Regions from separate parts of the Homo sapiens genome. Here regions 1, 2, 3 and 5 are each linked to region 4. Evidence: chromatin contacts called from ENCODE Hi-C or POLR2A ChIA-PET data. All regions are on one chromosome and are shown on one strand. The core of a region is the stretch at or near the end of the contact, and the rest is flanking DNA. Distances in the headings are between cores, read along the strand shown.

The links. Hi-C counts contacts between places; a loop is a spot of excess contacts on that map. ChIA-PET counts read pairs that join two places held with the same protein, here RNA polymerase II (POLR2A). Pooled maps may share reads with other maps.
Region 1: a pooled map shows a loop between it and region 4 (4-fold over the local background). The contact joins the enhancer-like site here to the promoter of BRD10 in region 4. A Hi-C loop is called at or near these places in 2 of 50 pooled maps. POLR2A ChIA-PET finds 5 or more read pairs at or near these places in 3 of 52 experiments (WTC11, activated CD4-positive, alpha-beta T cell and activated naive CD4-positive, alpha-beta T cell).
Region 2: a pooled map shows a loop between it and region 4 (3-fold over the local background). The contact joins the enhancer-like site here to the promoter of BRD10 in region 4. A Hi-C loop is called at or near these places in 6 of 50 pooled maps. POLR2A ChIA-PET finds 5 or more read pairs at or near these places in 3 of 52 experiments (WTC11, activated CD4-positive, alpha-beta T cell and activated naive CD4-positive, alpha-beta T cell).
Region 3: a loop to region 4 is called in a map of IMR-90, with 6 times the contacts of the local background. The contact joins the enhancer-like site here to the promoter of BRD10 in region 4. A Hi-C loop is called at or near these places in 5 of 168 maps with a recorded cell type or tissue (IMR-90, endothelial cell of umbilical vein, mammary epithelial cell and 2 more) and 12 of 50 pooled maps. POLR2A ChIA-PET finds 5 or more read pairs at or near these places in 5 of 52 experiments (A549, A673, Caco-2 and 2 more).
Region 5: POLR2A ChIA-PET joins it to region 4 with 10 read pairs in MCF 10A. The contact joins the enhancer-like site here to the promoter of BRD10 in region 4. A Hi-C loop is called at or near these places in 1 of 168 maps with a recorded cell type or tissue (posterior cingulate gyrus) and 4 of 50 pooled maps. POLR2A ChIA-PET finds 5 or more read pairs at or near these places in 3 of 52 experiments (A549, AG04450 and MCF 10A).

The regions. Positions count from the first base shown.
Region 1 is chr9:6,183,513-6,187,083 of GRCh38, reverse strand. No RefSeq gene overlaps it. Among named protein-coding and RNA genes, the nearest start is that of IL33, 31 kb to the left of the region's middle. RefSeq lists enhancers at 1,959-2,058, 3,533-3,571. Within about 2 kb of position 2,188, at least 2 of the 41 ENCODE cell types and tissues checked have a DNase peak (open chromatin) inside an H3K27ac peak, as active enhancers do.
Region 2 is chr9:5,762,416-5,766,260 of GRCh38, reverse strand. It overlaps RIC1 (RIC1 partner of RAB6A GEF complex), which reads right to left. Exons shown (of 26, transcript NM_020829.4): 18 at 3,601-3,720; 19 at 2,393-3,121; 20 at 689-847; 21 at 463-599. Among named protein-coding and RNA genes, the nearest start is that of ERMP1, 69 kb to the left of the region's middle. RefSeq lists an enhancer at 2,654-3,845. Within about 2 kb of position 1,725, at least 2 of the 41 ENCODE cell types and tissues checked have a DNase peak (open chromatin) inside an H3K27ac peak, as active enhancers do.
Region 3 is chr9:5,797,206-5,800,857 of GRCh38, reverse strand. ERMP1 (endoplasmic reticulum metallopeptidase 1) reads left to right here. Exons shown (of 15, transcript NM_024896.3): 12 at 1,850-2,052; 13 at 2,926-3,041. Among named protein-coding and RNA genes, the nearest start is that of ERMP1, 34 kb to the left of the region's middle. Within about 2 kb of position 1,322, at least 3 of the 41 ENCODE cell types and tissues checked have a DNase peak (open chromatin) inside an H3K27ac peak, as active enhancers do.
Region 4 is chr9:6,006,790-6,010,402 of GRCh38, reverse strand. It overlaps BRD10 (bromodomain containing 10), which reads left to right and starts at 1,921. Exons shown (of 8, transcript NM_001017969.3): 1 at 1,921-3,208. The coding sequence starts at 2,616. It overlaps MIR4665 (microRNA 4665), which reads right to left and starts at 2,577; the gene lies at 2,499-2,577. RefSeq lists silencers at 1,854-2,373, 2,424-2,653, 2,844-3,003, 3,394-3,453 and enhancers at 1,891-2,390, 2,391-2,892, 3,024-3,253.
Region 5 is chr9:5,816,273-5,819,831 of GRCh38, reverse strand. All of the region lies in intron 4 of ERMP1 (endoplasmic reticulum metallopeptidase 1), which reads left to right. Among named protein-coding and RNA genes, the nearest start is that of ERMP1, 15 kb to the left of the region's middle. Within about 2 kb of position 1,736, at least 3 of the 41 ENCODE cell types and tissues checked have a DNase peak (open chromatin) inside an H3K27ac peak, as active enhancers do.

The DNA.
Region 1 (3,571 bases), core at 939-3,438, 180 kb before region 4:
GGGTACAGGAGATGCAAGAGAGGTCAGAGTCTACTTGGACTTCTTTCCAGGTCTTTGTTTCAAAAGAACACTTTAGACAAAACAGGATGTAAAAATATAAACAGAATGAGAAAAGCAGGAAATCCCCATCTTTATGATAGCTTTACTCTCAGCCTTTCAGGATGAACTTACTGATATGAATTGGCTGTGTCTCCACCCAAATTTCATCTTGAGTTGTAGTTCTCATAATCCCCACTTGTCATTAGAGGGACCCAGTGGGAGGTAATTGAATCGTGGGGGCAGGTTTTTCCCATGCTGTTTTTATGATAGTGAATAAGTCTCACAAGATCTGATGATTTTATAAAGGGCAGTTCCCCTGCACACGCTCTCTTGCCTGCTGCCATGCAAGATATGCCTTTGCTCCTCCTTCGCCTTCCACCGTGGTTGTGAGGCCACCCCAGCCATGTTGAACTGTGATTCCATTAAACCTCTTTTTCTTTTTCTTATTCCTCCCCCTTCCCCTTCCCCTTCCCCTTCACCTTCTCCCTCCCTCCCTTCCTTCCTTCCCTTTTTGTTTTTGTTTTGTTTTGTTTTGTTTTTTTGGGGATGGAGTCTCGCCCTGCCACCCAGGCTGGAGTACAGTGGCGCCATCTCGGCTCACTGCAACCTCCACCTCCCAGGTTCAAGCAATTTCCCTGCTTCAGCCTCCCAAGTAGCTGGGATTACAGGTGTAAGCCACCGTGCCTGGCTCCTAAACCTCTTTTCTTTATAAATCACCCAGTCTTGGGCAGTATGAAAATGGACTAATACACTTACATATAGCGATCCCCATATTTCTGGAGACTATGGAATTTAGCCTCTGCTTTGTTTTAGCTTGCTAATAGAAAATTAAAATGTTAAAGTTTCAAAAAAATTATTCTACAACTTCACTCAGAGGCATGACTTGGTTTGGTTTGGTTTAAAGGTGGTATCCTTTGCTGTTTAGGAGAAATAATATGTGAACTAAAAGAATCCTTTACAGTAAATATATAAAACTCATTATTTAAAGAAATATAGCACCTGCAAGTATGATAACAGCTGCCTTCATTTAGACATAGCTTTGTCTTTAGCCAGGAACCTTAATTAACTCAGGATTCTTAACACAATCCTGAGAAATACAGAGTTAGAAAGGAAGGTTGTGCACATTTACTGAGTATCTATAATGTTCCAAGCTCTGTCATTATAACCTGCTGTCTCTATTTTATTTAGTAAGTTTAAGAAAGGTTTTGAGAGGGTCATAGAAAAACATATCATTGGAGAATTATCTAGAGAACCAAAAGAGGACAAGTCTAAAAAGAGACCATGGTGAGCCTCAGTTTCAGGCCATCTTTTCTTCTCATTCTATGTATTCTCCCAGCTTCATTTTATTCATGCCAATATCTATACTTACCATTTATTAATGAATGATTCTCAAATCTACATAACAATTCAGACCTCTCCGCTAAATTCCTTTTTACATATCCAGCTGTTTTCTGAATATCTGCCTTGGATGACCCACAGGCTTCTCTGAAGTGTCATGCCCCAGATGAAAGTATTTTCCTGCCACTCAGCTCCTGTTCCTTGTTTCATGGTCCAGTGAATGGCACCACCATCCACTCTATTGCCCAAATCACCTATGCAGTTTCCTTGGCTTTTTATTTTCCCTCACTGTTCTCTATCCTACCCCATCCCCCAATCTAATAAATGGCCAAATCCTGTCAACTCTATCGTCCAAATATCTCTGGAATCTACATGCTTCTTTCCATCAGCCACTCAGCTAAGCTTTCAGGCGTTAGAGTAGCTGATTAAAAATAGCCAAAATGAAAGTAACAGTCAAACCTTGACTCCCCTTTGTTTCATTTCCCCCAGTGGAACAGTGTGTTGGTGGAGTCAACTCACTGTTTAGGGATCTCCAACCAAAAGGCACCTGCAGTTTTATGGACCCTGGAGCCAGAAGTGAGGAAGAATGGGAGGGCTGCAAGTAGAAAATATCGAGTACTGAGTCAGAGTGGGTAAAGTGTCTTCAAGCTTCCCTGAAAAGAAGAAGACTTCCAAATGGAGGTGCCTGGGCCATGAATGCAGATATGTATAAGAGCATAGCTGGCCAGGAGGCCTGAATCTTTGACTGCAACTCTCCTCAGACACTGCAATGCATTGGCTCTGTACCAAGTCTGGTGTGGGAAGGGCAGCTTTTCCTATGAGGCCTTCCAGGCAAAGCCTTTGCAATTGCCTGTGGCTGGGCCTGAAATATCACACATACGGTTTTGGCCAGGAGTTAAACTCCTCACTCCTGAACCCCAGTTCTGCTACCTGAGCCCAGGCCACCATCCTCTCTTACCTCCAGAATTACAGCAGCCTCCTTAATGGTCTCCTTGGAGCCGGTCTTTGCCATCTTCCAATCTGTTTTCCATAAAGCAGCCAGAGGGATTGTTATAAAACACAAATCTGACCTAATCATGCCTGTATCAGTCAGGGTCCCAAAAGGAAATAGACTTTAATTCAGATGGTTCAAATGAAAAGCTTTGATGAAAGGGCTACTTACAGAGGTGTGGGCAGAATGAAAGAGACTAGAAACAGGGGAAGCCATATTTATCTGTAGGTCTGAAGAGACAAGAAATAGTTACTCAGTGAAAGCTGGAGCCACAAAAGGGCTGCCTGGCAGGACCTGTGTTCAAGGAGGGATACATTTACTATCGGGTGTAGCACTGAAGCAAGGGGACCCAGGGAAAAGGCACCGCATTGGCTGAACCCATCTGGAAGCCAGTAGGCAAGGGAGAGTGGGTGACAGACCCTATGGGGATCTGATTTCCAGGGCAGAGAATGGATCTGGAGGTATGGGAAACAAAAGAACCAGTGCAACTCTTCTACTTAACACCCAGCCATGTCTTCACATTGCATGTAGGGTAAAGTCCAAGCTCCTAAATTTGGCTTCCAAAGCCTTCCTGATCTGGGCTGAGCCTTTCTTCGCAGTTTGTATTACACACTTCATCCTGAGCTCTTGCTCTGTACTTTCGCCATACTCAACTTACTTTCGTTCTCTCCTATCCAGGCCTTTGTAAGGGTTATTCTCTATCCCAGAAATATTTTCTCCAACCAACCTCTCTTTAATCTGTATACATCTTTCTCACTTTTCAGATCTCAATTTAATTGTCACTGTCTGCAGAAATTCTATTGTCACATGGCCCTGACTAAGCATAGTGTTTTCTCATGGATTTCCATATCCTTCTTCCACATCAAAGCCTCCAATAAATTTCCAGTCACTCCCACTGTACTGTAAGCCTTGCAGAGCACAGATTGTATCTATCATGTTCACTGTTGTATCACCAGAGTGTGCCTGGTACTAGGAACTACTTAAGTATATATTAAATGAATGAGAGCTTATTATATTTCATGTACTTGCCATTCATTTTTTTTCATCGATTTCCTTCTATTTCTATGTTATGTTGAGGTTTTATTAGGGGAGATGGATGAATTTTATCAACACCTTTTCAGCAAGTGTTGATATGATTATGTAGTTTATCTTCCTTAATTTGCTGTTGTAATGAGTGATAAGTGATTGATTTTAGATCATACA
Region 2 (3,845 bases), core at 476-2,975, 240 kb after region 4:
AGACTAGCCTGGGCAACATGTTGAAACCCCGTCTCTACTAAAAATATGAAAATTAGCCGAGTGTGGTGGCATATGCCTGTAATCCCAGCTACTTGGGTGGCTGAGGCAGGATAATCGCTTGAACCTGTAAGGCGGAGGTTGCAGTGAGCTGAGATGGTGCCACTGCATTCCAGCCTGGGTGACAGAGTGAGACTCTGTCTTAAACAAGTTTGTTACATTCAGAACAGGTACATGAAGATCTATTCCAGAAAAAGGGGCAGAAACTATTCAGAGGGTGCTGAAGTGAACTTGGGAGGAAGGAAAAAGGGAAGCCTTCTGTGTGGCCTCTGCTTTTTGGGAATGGAAAAAGAAACTGCAATTGGATTAAATAGTTGTTTCCATTAAGACCTAATTTTGTAAATGTCTTGAAATGCAATGTGTCATGAATGCCCAAAAAGCAGTAATGGCTCTTTATTATTTTACCTTTTTCCAGAGGGACCAGATGGCATACTTAGTGTTTTCTGTAAACTGAATTTACTGGCAGGAACATTTTCAGCTGACTGGGATAAACTGATGCTTCGATTCCTGAAGAACTCAAATCCACCACTTGAACTGGGTTCCTAGGATTACACACCATATGCAGTACCATTAGAGAAAGATGCTACGTGGGTGTATGGCCTAGAGAAGATGTGTAACTTTTGCAACTAACCTGAGCTGTGGGTGTGGATGGAGGTGTCTCAGATTCTCCAGAGCCAATGGCTTTAAGAAATCGAATCATGTGTCGACAAAGGTCCCACTTGCCTTGTTCTAGTGCTGTGTTGAATAGAAGGGTAGCATGTTGCCTACTTACTGCAGGGACTTCCATATTCTACAAAAAACAACCAGGACAGCATTCTTTTTATACTACACAATTTGGGAAGATATGAGCAATTCTTTATCTCGTTTTCTAAACTCAAAGAATGTAGCCACACCACCACAGGGGTTAGTTTAATAATAAGATTAAAAAGTACCATACAAGGAAAAGCGAGGCAAGTACTCTTCTGGTGTATGTAAACTATAATTTATTAAACTCCTACTACATGCCAGATAGCATACATATACTTTAAGTCATTTCATTTATTTCTCCCAGTGACTCTGCAGATAGGCATATCATTTGTATTTTACAAGTGAGGAAACTGAGTTAAGTAAATTGTTGAAGATCAGCAGAAAAGGAAGAAAAAAAAGGGAGGTTTGCCTGACTCCAAAATAGGTCAGGTCTGTCTCCTGTTGCAGAGTTTTCTGAGGATGTGACTAGAATCTTTGCTTTGGGCAATAGCAAGTAGTAAAGTTCTGCTGCACATTCAGAATCCTCCATTTTTCTTTCACAAATTTAACCTGCCTATCTTGGTCTTTATGGAAAGGTGCCTAATAGACAACTGTAATTGTAATTATTATCTGCCAATCCATAGCAACTTAGGAATTCTGTTGCAGAAAAAAATTACATTGTCAGGGAGATACAGTGAAGTTGCAGGGAGTGACCCGGAACCAAAAAACAGCTGCATTTATTTTGATTCTATTTTTAAAACCCTATGTCTTTTTCTTTAGGGTTAGCCATGGAATCATACTTCAAGGCCACCTGGCCTCTGCTTGAGTGTCTCCTCTGGTTTCAGTTCATTGTCATGAAGCAAAGAAGCTGACAGGAAATCTGCTTCAGGCAGAGATTGAAACCAGGTTTATGGTTAGCTTCTTACATCAATGGAAACAACTTTGCAGTAACTGGAAAGAATCTTTAAGTGTAGCCTATCAAATAACCAACTGTCAAGCCCTTTTGTCAAATAGCTAATGAAATAAATTTTCAGGAGTTGCAAAGAAGCCATTATTTTGAGAAAAACTGTGTGCTATGAGGGTCTTTGCTGTGGCAGGCCTGAGCCTTCTCAGCTTGCTTTGGGGAAGACTAGCTCAAGGTGCTCTGTTATGACCATGCTCTAATAAGTGTCCCCTCAGTAACCCACACTGAAAGGAAACAAATCTACTGTTGTGAGAAGCTCAAACTCACTAATATCTCAAATAATACTTTCTTTGCTATGTTTCTTATGTAATATTTCAATAATCTTATGTAATATTTCTTCCATGTTCCTATTACATGTATTCTAATATACATATTAAATTTCTTCAATATATTAAAATTTCAAAACACTACTCTGAACTCATTAATCTGTTTTAGGCCTATTTATGGACAATGGAAAAAATATCTCTGCAATGTTACTTTATGATATTCAAAGGAATCTGTCTGAATTCTTCCAAATTAAAGATATAAACAGAAAATTTGACTATGAATTCCTTAAACACAATCATGGTGTCAAAACAGGACATTTCTATTTTTCTAAGTTTAAGCTCATTAATTCTTGCCCCTTTATAAGAAGAGAATTGTTACCTGTAAGATAATAAGGTAAGAGGCAGCTGTGTCCAAATCCTGAGCCATCAAACACTCCTCAAACAAGTCCTTAGGGTTTCCAACAGCTGCAAAAAGGTAATTCCACAGGGCATATTCGGTCTTCCTGGCACAATGGACAACTGTCTGCAGGAAGAGGGGGAACTCAGTGATAAATTTTGCCACAGTGGGAAGCAGAGGGTCGGGAATGGGCTCCCGTGAGGTAGCTTCTTCTTCCAGTACTTCATGGAGCATGAGCTCCAGCACATGAGGGAAGTAAGGTAATGTGGCACAGGACTGGGCCAAGAGCAAGGCTTGCTCCCCAAGGTTTCTGACCAGAAGTTGACGTAGAATGTGGTGGAGGTAGATCTGAGAGGTTCTCTCCACAACACAGAAAGGGAAGAGCACCTCCAGCTGTTCTCTAGCATTGTTCCGAGTATATAAAGAATCATAGAGCAAAGTGTCATTGACAGCACCAAGGACTAAAGCATCTTCAAACAGAACAGCTAGCGGGTAAATGTTGATGTGGAAAGGCAGCATGATCCGCTGGGACAAGAAGGAATGGGGCTTGCGGTGATCCCTAGGGAAGAGAGGGAGCCAAACTTTCATCCCTGCACCACCACAGCTCAGCCAGAGGGCCTCCAGAAGGTGACGTTTCTGTTTATTTGCTCGACACGTTGTCCAGACATTTTCAACAGACTGGGCTAGTACAACAGGAGGACAGAATGGCAGCTGGAGAAGGAGAGACAAGAATCAAGTTGTTTTCCTATTAAATCTGCAGGTTCTTAAGTTCCTAGGTACTAGTTTACTAAGTCTTTCAAATGATAGTATAATATTTTTTTGGGAAAAGCAAAGGGATCTAATTAGAATTAGAGTTAATAAAAGTATCCTGGCCTTTTAAAGTATATACACTTAAATCTGAAAACAAAACACCCCATGAACTTCACCAGTCTATCCCTATTTTTTCCATTAGAATTTGCAATGAATGATGCCTAAGCAGTTAACATATGGAGTATGGAACATTTCATGATCATTTTGGGACCTTATCCTCCAGTCAGTCAGTCTTACACCCAGAGGCTTAAGACTGATTTTATGGACTTAATTTCTCCTTTCCAAATCATAAAATACTCTTCTCTTAAATTGTTTCATTCCTTCATCCTCATCCCATACCTTCTTAATGTTTGAAAAGAAATGACTAGTACTTTACTCACAAGTTTCCTTTGGTTATTAGGGTTACTGTCCTTCTCCCGGATCTGTGGGCCTGACCTGTCCCTCTGCATCATGATGAGCTGTCCTGCCAGGTTTAACATAATGCTCTCTGCACCACGAGCCTGAAATTTAAGAAAAAGCAGCTAAATTCATACTTCTGTATCGGTATGCTTTCCGCATCTCCCCCCAATCCATAAGGTTTATAGGTCAAACAATCTACATTATTTATTGAGGTTGTACTATGTAC
Region 3 (3,652 bases), core at 73-2,572, 210 kb after region 4:
GTAAAAATGTATACAGGCTGAGTAAAATCTAAACTGTCAACTGGCAAAATAAAATTGATGTTTAGAAGTGCTAGTAAAATTAATCTTAAGTAACATTCAAAGTGATATGTGATAGTGAAACTATAACTTAGAAAGGGTTTAATAAAGTGAGTTTTAGGACTTACTTTCTTTTCTCTTTTTTTAAAATGGAGTCTTGGTCTGTTGCCCAGGCTGGAGTGCAGTGGAACGATCTTGGCTCACTGCAACCTCTGCCCCCTCGGTTCAAGTGATTCTCCTGCCTCAGACTCCCAAGTAGCTGGTATTACAGGCGCTCGCCACCACGCCTGGCTAATTTTTGTATTTTTAGTGGAGACAGGGTTTCACTACGTTGGCCAGGCTGTTCTTGAATTCCTGACCTCAGGTGATCCACCCACCTCGGCCTCCCAAAGTGCTTGGGATTACAGGTGTGAGCCACCACACCTGGCCAGTTTGAGGACTTATTTTAGATCTCAACTTTTTCTTCAAATTTTTTAGACCTGGTACTATAAAGCAGTAAGCCTCAATTCTAGTCATCTCTGTTAGAGATGGCTAAATTGTTAGTTTTTCTAAATTGTTTTTAAAAGTTCTCATACTACACAAATTATCTTATGCCTTATACCCATCCCTTTCTCATGTTTGTGAACACATACTAACATATTGTATATTTTGCATAATTCTTATTTGTATTTTATACTCTGTAAGTGAAAGATCCTGCTTCAAGATAACATATACCCTTAAGGGCAAGAGTCACATCTAACCTAATCTAGCCAAACAGAAATGCCAGAGGAATTATACCTAGATAATTATTCAAGGACTTAAAAAATTAAAAACACTTAGGAGGTTTTGAAAAGGGGCCAAATAACAATTCCTTGTTATAGTCCTGAAGGACACTGTGATAAATTTTATGTGAGATTTTACAATTTGTAAAACCTTTAGTGAAGAACGGATTTTTTTTTAGGAGGTTCAGTGTGTTTTTCATGATGTATTAAGTTTTATAATTATGTCAGTAATACTTAGGAAAAGCAGGATTTTTATTTTTAAAAAGTCATTTTCTGATTTGTTTGGGGGTTCTCTTCCACTGTGCCAGAAGTTGGCAAACTTTTCCTGTAAAGGACAAGATAATATTTTGGGCTTTGTCAGCAATACAGTCTGTTGCAGTGAAACAGAGCGAAAGCAGCAACAGAGTATACCCAAACAAATGAGTGTGGCCATGTTCAAATAATGGTTCGTATATAAAAACAGTCAGTGGACAGTTTGCCCTGTTGGCTGCAGTTTGCCGGCTCCTGCCCTATGCAGTGTTTTTTTTTGTTTGTTTTTTTCCTGATTGGTATTCTTCAGGCTGGTTTCTGCCGTGAATAAAGTTATTTCAAATGGAGCACGGTGCCTTTTCATAGAATTCTGTTAGGCACAAGGCTGTCATCTAGTGGTGAGCTGCAATTCCCACTTTTCTCTGCACATGAATTAGCTTCATAAAACACTAATAGGGAAATGAGTGTGTATGTATATATGTGCTTAGGATGTATTTGTTTTAAATCCTTATCTAAAAGCAGCTCTAACATTAACGTCTTTTAAGTCTGAAATAGTAAGTTTCAAAAACATTTTATAGGAATCCTAAATATATTTGGAAGATACAATAAAACAATAATCTATATATCTATTTTCCAGTTTAAAATAAAGAACGCTAGCAGTACCTTAGAAACTCTCAGTGTCTTATTCACTTGCTCCATATCCACATCATTTCTTGGTATTGTCATACTCCATTTTTGTAATCTGGGGTGGGAATGTGGGTGTACTAGTTGAAACAGTTTTTTCACTAGTCTTTTTTTTTCAGCATATGACTAGAACATTCCATGACTTGGAAGGAAATGCAGTTAAACGGGACTCTGGAATATGGATCAATGGGTTTGATTATACTGGAATTTCTCACATAACCCCTCACATTCCTGAGATCAATGATAGTATCCGAGCTCACTGTGAGGAGAATGCACCTCTTTGTGGTTTTCCTTGGTATCTTCCAGTGCACTTTCTGATCAGGTTGGTTCATTATTTTTCTGCTTAAGGTTAGTTTGTTCTCAAGTCTTGTCACCATATCAGTACTCTTATCATTTAAACTGCCATCCTTTAATATACAAGTTCAGTGGTGTTTGTACTATTTTTTCTATCATTATGAAACTTTTTTTTTTTTTTTAGTGGAATAAAGCACTCAGAAGAGTAGTTTTGTTTTTTCAAATTTTAAAAATCTTTTCTCTAGAAACCTGAGTGGTTAGAAAAGGTGGCCCTTCTAACTAATATAATAGCCAATAAGCATCTATCTCAAAAATTGTGGCCGGGCACGGTGGCTCATGCCTGTAATCCCAGCACTTTGGGAGGCCGAGGCGGGTGGATCACCTGAGGTCGGGAGTTCGAGACCAGCCTGACAAACCTGGAGAAACCGTGTCTCTACTAAAAATATAAAATTAGCCGGGCATGGTGGTGCATGCCTGTAATCCCAGGTACTCGGGAGGCTGAGGCAGGGGAATTGCTTGAACCCGGGAGGTGGAGGTTGCGGTGAGCCGATATCGCGCCATTTCACTCCAGCCTGGGCAACAACAGCAAAACTCTGTCTCTCAAAGAAAAAAAAAAATTGTTTTCTCTGGGAAGATTTTATAGCTTGGCAGTGAAGGACTGGATGAGAAGAAATAGGATGGGTGGTGGAATCAAGATCACCTAGGTTACTCCTTTGTTCTTAACATTGGGAAGGTTTTATTACAAAATAACCTAAATTTGTTGGAGTTGGCATTGCTTATCATGTCTGTCAGTTTATTTTCATACCCAAAAATGTGTTCATATATGCTGAACAGTTCTGTGAGTTACAGATAGCCATCAAATAATAAAGCACCCTAAAACTGAAGCTTCCTTTCTAAATAGGAAAAACTGGTATCTTCCTGCCCCAGAAGTTTCTCCAAGAAATCCTCCTCATTTCCGACTCATATCCAAAGAACAGACACCTTGGGATTCTATAAAATTGACTTTTGAAGCAACAGGTAAGTCATATAATAGTTTTTTCTCCCCTCCTTTATTTCTTAAACTTGTTAATAAGTGGCATGTATGTTTTTCCCTCAGATATATCACAGGAACCAGCAACTTAGGAAGAGCCTGTGATGTTTCTAAAATCAATTGAAGCTGGTTATGACTTCTTTTTTTTTTTTTTTTGAGATGGAGTCTCGCTCTGTCGCCCAGGCTAGAGTGCAGTGGTACGATCTCGGCTCACTGCAACCTCCGCCTCCTGGGTTCAAGTGATTCTCCTGCCTCAGCCTCCTGAGTATTTGGGATTACAGGTGTGTGCCACCATGCCTGGCTAATTTTTGTATTTTTAGTAGAGACAGGGTTTCACCATGTTGGTCAGGCTGGTCTTGAACTCCTGACCTCATGGTCTGCCTGCCTCGGCCTCCCAAAGTGCTGGGATTACAGGTATGAGCCACCACGCCCGGCCAAAGCTGGTTATGACTTCTTAACAAAAATTTAATAGGCCAGGCATGGTGGCTTATGCTTGCTACTCAGGAGGCTGAGGTAGGAGGATTGCTTGAGCCCAGGAGTTCAAGACCAGCCAGGGCAACATAGTGACATCCCGTCTCTACAAAATTAAAAAAAAAAA
Region 4 (3,613 bases), core at 672-3,171:
CTCCCAAAGTGCAGGGATTACAGGTGTCAGCCACCGTGCCCAGCCCATATTTCTTGTGTAATAGAGTTTCTTTTTTAAGATCAAGGACCCGATCCTACTTTCATTATAGTTAAGTTGCTATCATCTTGACCTCTTCATAACCTAGAGTTGAGGTTCCTTCTACTCACCCACACCTTTCTCTTTTATATAATCTTAATTAAGAAACCCTTTATCAACATTTCTAGCAATTCCCTACACTTTTATGTATGAGGAATTAGAAATTCTGCCAGATGACTTGGAATTAGGCACCTGGAGTTTTTGAAGTATGACAGACCTAGATTTTAACTTTGTTTAACAACTTTCTTAAACTAAGAGGCAGTTTCCTCATCTGAAAAATAAGGTTAATACCTAGCTGATAGGCTTGTTGTGAGATTAAAGGAGACAATGAATATAAAGTGCTTAGTGGCACAGGGTTCAATAATGTAAGCTAATATTGTCCAAGAGTCATGAAATAGAGCTGATGACTAAAGAGGAGTAGAGGATGTTTGCTTGGGTACGTTGGGCTTCAGATTCCTGGGCTTTGTCGAAAGAAAGGAGGAATGTCTAGTCAGACACACGTTTTGGTTGCCAGGTGCTGAAGTAAGACTGATCCCTGCATTTTTCTTTCTGTGAGCTGAGGTTCTGTGGACTCTTCAGAGTCCACAGACTCTTCTCTGAGGGGAGAGAACCCTGTAAATGCGTTATATATTACAAATGTCTGATGAGAGGAGACCTCGAATACTAGATAAAAGGTATGTGTGGAGGACAGTGTGAATACCCTAACAGAGCGTTCCCGCTTCACTATTTTACTTAAGAGTGATACTTAACTTACTGGACAAAAACAGCTTTGAGGTTAAAAAAAAATTTTATCACTGCTTTAAAGTTCACATTAATGAGAAGTAAACAATTGCAAGAGTCAGAGTATCCTAATCATTTAGTTATACACATTTTACTTTTAAAATGCATGATTTCTGTAATTTTGTTTTTGTGTTTAGGTAATTCTAGGTTTTAACGAGGGTTCTGTGTACCTAGAAAAAATAATATGTGCGTCTTTCAAATAGAACATGAGGAAATAGTAGTATTTGCTTTATGGAACCATGAATTCCTACCTCCCAACTAATTTTAAGTAACATGTAAACCAATGTGAATGATGAGTCCACTTTTTAGTCATTAAACAGTAATTGTAAAATGTAGTGAGATTATCAGCCCATGCAAACAACTGTTTAATGCTGTACAACTCAGACATGAACTATTTTGACTGTTTTCAGTCCCAAGAATTTGTTTAAATGAGGTTCCATTCTCTTTATTCTTAACAGATCTCAAGAATCGGGAGGGTGGAAATTTGTAACTGAAAACATGGAATTAGTTCCAAAATATGAATTGATGTTAAGAGCTGGGGTTCTAAAAATCACTTCCTTTTCTTCTGCATGTGAACGTATGGTCGAGTCCTTAAACTTTCTTTCTAAACTTCTCAAAATTCTGGTTATATATAGAAGACCCGCAGTCACAAGGGAGAAAGGGTGGGAACAGAATGTAAATTTTATAGTAGAGAAGATTTACATTTTGCGCTTTCTCACTATTCATTTGCCATTAACAAAGGTTATCTAGCAACTTTAATTTTAGTTTGGGGGGCTAACACGGGTCTTGCAAAAGAAGTTTCCTCTTGAAGCACTTGCTTTAAAAAAAGCCTTTTGGCCACCTTCCCAGGCGGTAGCGAATTAAGCTGCGCAGGCGCCTTGCTTCCCCCTCCATCAACATGTTCGATTGGCCTACGATTGATTACATCATTGGTCCGCGCAACCCTAGCAGGCTTCTGGGCCTGTAGCTGAGCCGAAGCTCTTCCTTTTGCGTAGCGGGGCGGGGCACGATGGTGGCGGGGGGGGAGGGGGGAATTGTTCTACTACGCATGCGCACCGGGGATGGCGACAGGGCCTCTTTCTTTGCTTCTCTCCACAGCTCTTCCCAGCCGGGGGGCTGAGTGCCCTCCCCCTTCTCTCCCTGCCCCTCCCCTTTCTCCCCCCTCACCGCCCAGCGGGGCTTCTAACTGACAGTTGTCGCCGGGCCCCGTCCGTGCACCGCCTCCTTCTGCCCGTGTCCCCCGCAGGTAGAGGGGGGCGGGAGGGGGTGTGAGGGAGAGGAGGAGCCGGAGCCGCCGCTGCGGCCCCCTCCGGGGAGGGGAGAGGAGAACCCCCTTCCTCCTCGCCCCCTCCCAGCCCCCCGCTGGCCCGGGAGGGGGTGGGGCGCCGAGGCCGCGGCGACCCGGCAGGGCCTGGCCGGTGAAGAGCAGGCGGGCGGGGTGCGGAGGGGTGAGGCCGGCGAGGGCCGTGCGCGCGCCGCCGCCGGGGGGGAGGGGAGAGGAGGGCACCTAGGCTCTCCTCTTCTCTCCCCCCTCCTCGCGCGCCATGTAACCCCGCCCCGCCGGCGGTGAGCTCAAGACCCCCGCGCGCACCGAGCCGAGCCGGCGGCTGAGGAGAGCCAGGCCCGATGTGGCGGGGGCTACGCGCCGCGGCCGAGCCGTGAGGAAGCGGCTCGCGCTCACGCGTCCCCCAGCACCTCGAGCGGCTGTTCCACACCGCCCAGCCTAGGCCTGCCGGGGCATGAGTGTGCCCGGGACGCCGGGAGCGATGGAGCCGGCTGGGGAGGAAGAGCGGCCGCCACCGGCGGCCGAAGGAGAGGACGACGAGGAGGAGGTGGCAGCGGCGGCCCAGACCTCAGGGCCGGCCCACGGAAGGAGTGCCTCCTCGCTGGAGGACGCGGACGATCAGGAGGAAGAGATGGAGGCGATGGTGATCGGAGGCGGTTGCTGCAAGGAGCAGGAGCTGACCTACGAGCTACAGCAGGGCTACCGCATCCTGGGCGAGTTCCTGCAGGAGAAGCACCGGGGCCTCACCGCCCCCTTTCTGCAGCCCTTGGGGGGCGTTGCCACCGCGGAGGAGGAGGTGGCGGAAGGGCCGCGCAGCGGGGGCCGGGGCGGTCGCGCCTTCCCGCAGCAGCCCGGACAGGGCATGTGTCTGCTGCAGATGGAAGAGAAGTTCGCCAGCGGCCAGTACGGGGGCATCACCGAGTTCGTGGCGGACTTCAGGTTGATGCTGGAGACGTGCTACCGCCTGCACGGAGTGGACCACTGGATCTCCAAACAGGGCCAGAAGCTGGAGATGATGCTGGAGCAGAAGTTAGCGCTTCTCTCTCGGTAAGCGAGCCCGGTCCCCGGTGGGACTGACAGACTGACACAAACACACACTCACACGTGCCCGAGGATGGGCTGGGCCAGGGGCCTGGGGGCGGCGCTGATAGGTGCTGAGTCGGTGCTGGAGAAGCCCGGGAGGAGGAGCGGCGCTGGGCGGGGACCGGAGGGGTGTGGTGGGTGTGGGCCGAACCCGGCTTGCGCGTAGACTGAGAAGGAAACCCGAGTCTGCAGCGCTGAAGAGCTGGGTATAGTTTGCAGATGTAAAATGGAATGGGTCCCGTAGGAAGAATTGCACGTGTAGGCAGAGGAACAGTTTTTGTGGGATGGAAGTTGGACCTGCAACTTTTAGACAGTTTTAGCATGACATTTAAAACAGCGTTTAGGATGAAATATCTCTAGAAAAATAAT
Region 5 (3,559 bases), core at 487-2,986, 190 kb after region 4:
CTATAGATTTTCCTGCTGTAGACATTTCATATAAATGTAATCATACAACACGTGATTGTTTGCGTTTGGGTTTTTTTACTTAGTGTAATGTATTTCAGATTGTTAATCTAAATAACAGAGGGAGACTCTCAAAGAAGATGGTATTTAGTAATGGGTGTTGCAGTAGGAATACATGTGCCATAGTAAACTGTGAAACTATGTGCCATAGTAAACCAGGGCAGTAAAGGAAGACAAAAGTTTTTATAGGAAAAATGAAGAGGATTACATAATTTTTTAGGGATAATTATCCTTGGCTACAAGGATCAATAACAAGGGTGGCACCAGTCTGAGATTGGACAGGCAGTTGCTGGGCTGATGTCCTTGCTGAAGTTTTTTGTTTGATATGAGGTTGCAATGGCCTTTATGCAAGGTTGTGGTTTTTGAAGAGTCTTTTGTGATAATTCTTGTTATCAGGCATTTGTGCATGAGAACCCTCCCTTCATGGCCTTCCCTGGCTCCGTTATCGGAGTTTTTAACGCAAGTGAGTCTGTTTTGATTCTGACAGCTTTCACAAGGTTCATCCACATTGTCGCATGTATTAGTACTTCATTTTTTTTTAATGGCTGACTAACCCATTGTATGGATGTATTATGTTTCGTTTATCCATTCATCCATCGATGGATATTTGGATTGTTTCCACTTTTAGACTTTTATGATAATGCTGGAGTAAACATTCATGTGTAAGTCTTTGTGTAAACGTATATTTTCATTTCTTTTAGATACCTAGGAATGGAATTCCTGGGATGTATAGTAAATTTATGCATAGCTTTTTAAGAAACTGCCAAATTAAACAGTTTTATTTGAGAATAAATGCAAATACATATAACAGTAAGGATTTTTAAAATACTTGATCAGCAAAAAGTTAGTAAAATGATAATGCCCAGTGCTGATGAGTATAAGCAGTCATTTTCATACACTGTTAGTGAGAATGTAGATGTGCATTTTGGCAACATGTATTACTTTTTTAAATGTGCAGGCTCTTCAGTTCAGCAGACCCATTTCTGGGAATTTAACCTGCAGAAATAGTTGACATAAATCTAAGTCATCTTGGGTTTTCTTTTCTTTTCTTTTTTTTTTTTTGAGATAGGATCTTGCTTTGTTGCCCAGGCTGGAATGTGGTGGAGCAGTCATGGCTCACTGGTTTCCAGCTCCTGGGCTCAAGTGATCTGCCTGCTTCAGCCTCCTGAGTAGCTGGGATGACAGGCACGTGCCACCATGCCCAGCCAGTTTTTTACTTTTTGTAGAGACAGGGTCTCACTGTGTTGCCCAGGCTGGTCTCAAACTTCTGGACTTAAGCAGTCTTCCTTCCTTGGCCTCCCAAAGTGCTGGGATTAAAGGCATGAGGCATCATGTCCAGTCTTGGTTTTCTCTTAAGAGTAGAAAATTGGAAATACCTTTAGTGTATGAGTAGGAGACTGGTCATGATAATTTTTTTCTTTCTTCCATCATTAATTTTTCTCTCTCTATAGGATCATTTCCATTTGCATGCAGACATACCTTTTCCTCCATTTTAAAGAAAACCACTTTTATCACAACCTGCTAGCTAGTCTTATTCCTCTGACCCTCTACTGCAGAATTCCTCAAAAGAATGGTCTGTAGTCATAGTCTTGAATAACTGCTTTTTTTTTTTTTTGAGATAGGATCTTGCTTTGTCATCTAGGCTGGAATGCAGTGATGCAATCATGGCTCACAGTTCTCCAGCTCCTGGGCTCAAGTGATCCACCTTGATATACCGAGATCCACCAAAATCGATAGATCCACCATGTGATCTATTCTTGAACAATTCTAGTCAGCTTTAGCCTCCCCACTTCACCACGACTATTCTTGTAAAGGTCACATTGGCAAATTCAGTCAGTTTTCAGGCCTCATGTTACTTGGCTTCCATCATAATATTTACCACTCTTAGTCTCTTTTATTAGTTCCTCCTTTTTTTTTTTCCTTTTGTGTATTGATGCCGTAACTAGAGATTGAAGGAAGTAAAGCAGTGGAAGGATGCTGTGGGTCTGCTGAGCTGGGTCTGTTTTCCCTGGACTTCTAGAGAACTTTGACTTACTATTCTTGGCACTGAGGCCTACCTCCTCTGAACGTTACGCATGCCCATACTCTTTGCATTAAGAAAGATGAGGCTCATTCTTGAGAAATGAACACACAAGAAGCTGGAAGCATCATAGGATTTAGATGATGGCAGGAGAAAGAATGTCAATTGAAAATGTTTCTGTATCTGCCTGCCACCTTACTCTGTAAGATAACTAAAAGGTTTTGCGTGGAGGTAGGATAGGGTACTGATTAAGAGCATAGGCTCTGGCCGGGTGTGGTGGCTTACGCCTGTAATCCCAGCACTTTGGGAGGCCAAGGCGGGCGGATCACCTGAGGTCAGGAGTTCGAGACCAGCCTGGCCAACATTGTGAAACCCTGTCTCTACTAAAAGTACAAAAATTAGCCAGGCATGGTGGCGGGCGCTTGTAATCCCAGCTACTTGGGAGGCTGAGGCAGGAGAATCGCTTGAACCCGGGAGGCAGAGGTCACAGTGAGCCGAGATCATGCCATTGCATTCCAGCCTGGACGACAGAGCGAGAGACTCTGTCTCAAAAAAAAGGCTGGGCACGGTGGCTCATGCCTGTAATCCCAGCACTTTGGGAGGCCGAGGCAGGCGGATCACGAGGTCAGGAGATCGAGACCTTCCTGGATAACATGGTGAAACCCCATCTCTACTAAAAATACAAAAAATTACCCGGGCATATTGGCAGGCGCCTGTAGTCCCAGCTACTTGGGAGGCTGAGGCAGGAGAATGGTGTGAACCCGGGAGGCAGAGCTTGCAGTGAGCCAAGATTGAGGTGCTGTACTCCAGCCTGGGAGACAGAGCGAGACTCTGTCACCAAAAAAAAAAAAAAAAAGCATAGGCTCTGTAGTTAGATGATCTAAGGTCAAACCTCAAAACTTTAGCTATAGCACATTCTACACGTGGAACCTTGGACAGGTCATGTGACCACTCCGAGCTTCACTTCCTCATCTGTAGTTCATTCTTTTTTCTTGCCGAACACTAGTCAATTCTACAACAATTGATCCATTCCGTTGGTGCTGTTATGTTGTTTCCAGGTTTTTGCTATGAATGGTGCTGCTGTGAACATTCTCGTAAATGTCTTTTGGTACACATGTATGTGTATGCACATTTCTGAGTGGAATCGCTGGGTCATAAGATGTGTATATGTTCAGCTTTGGTAGATATTTTGGGTAGGTAATACCAACTTTAGATGCAAAAGTCCTAAATTAAGTATTAGCAAACTGAATCCAGGAATATTTATATATACAAAAGATAATACTTTCCAACCAAGTTGATCAACAGGATGGTATAATATTTGAAAATCAATCTGTGTAATTCACTACATTATCAGAATAAAGAGAAAAATCATGTCAATTGATAATCTCAGGATGATCATCTCAGATAAACAGGGACATGCTCTTCTGTAACAGAACATTGATCACACTCAAGAAATATTAATATTAAACTATAATAATGCAT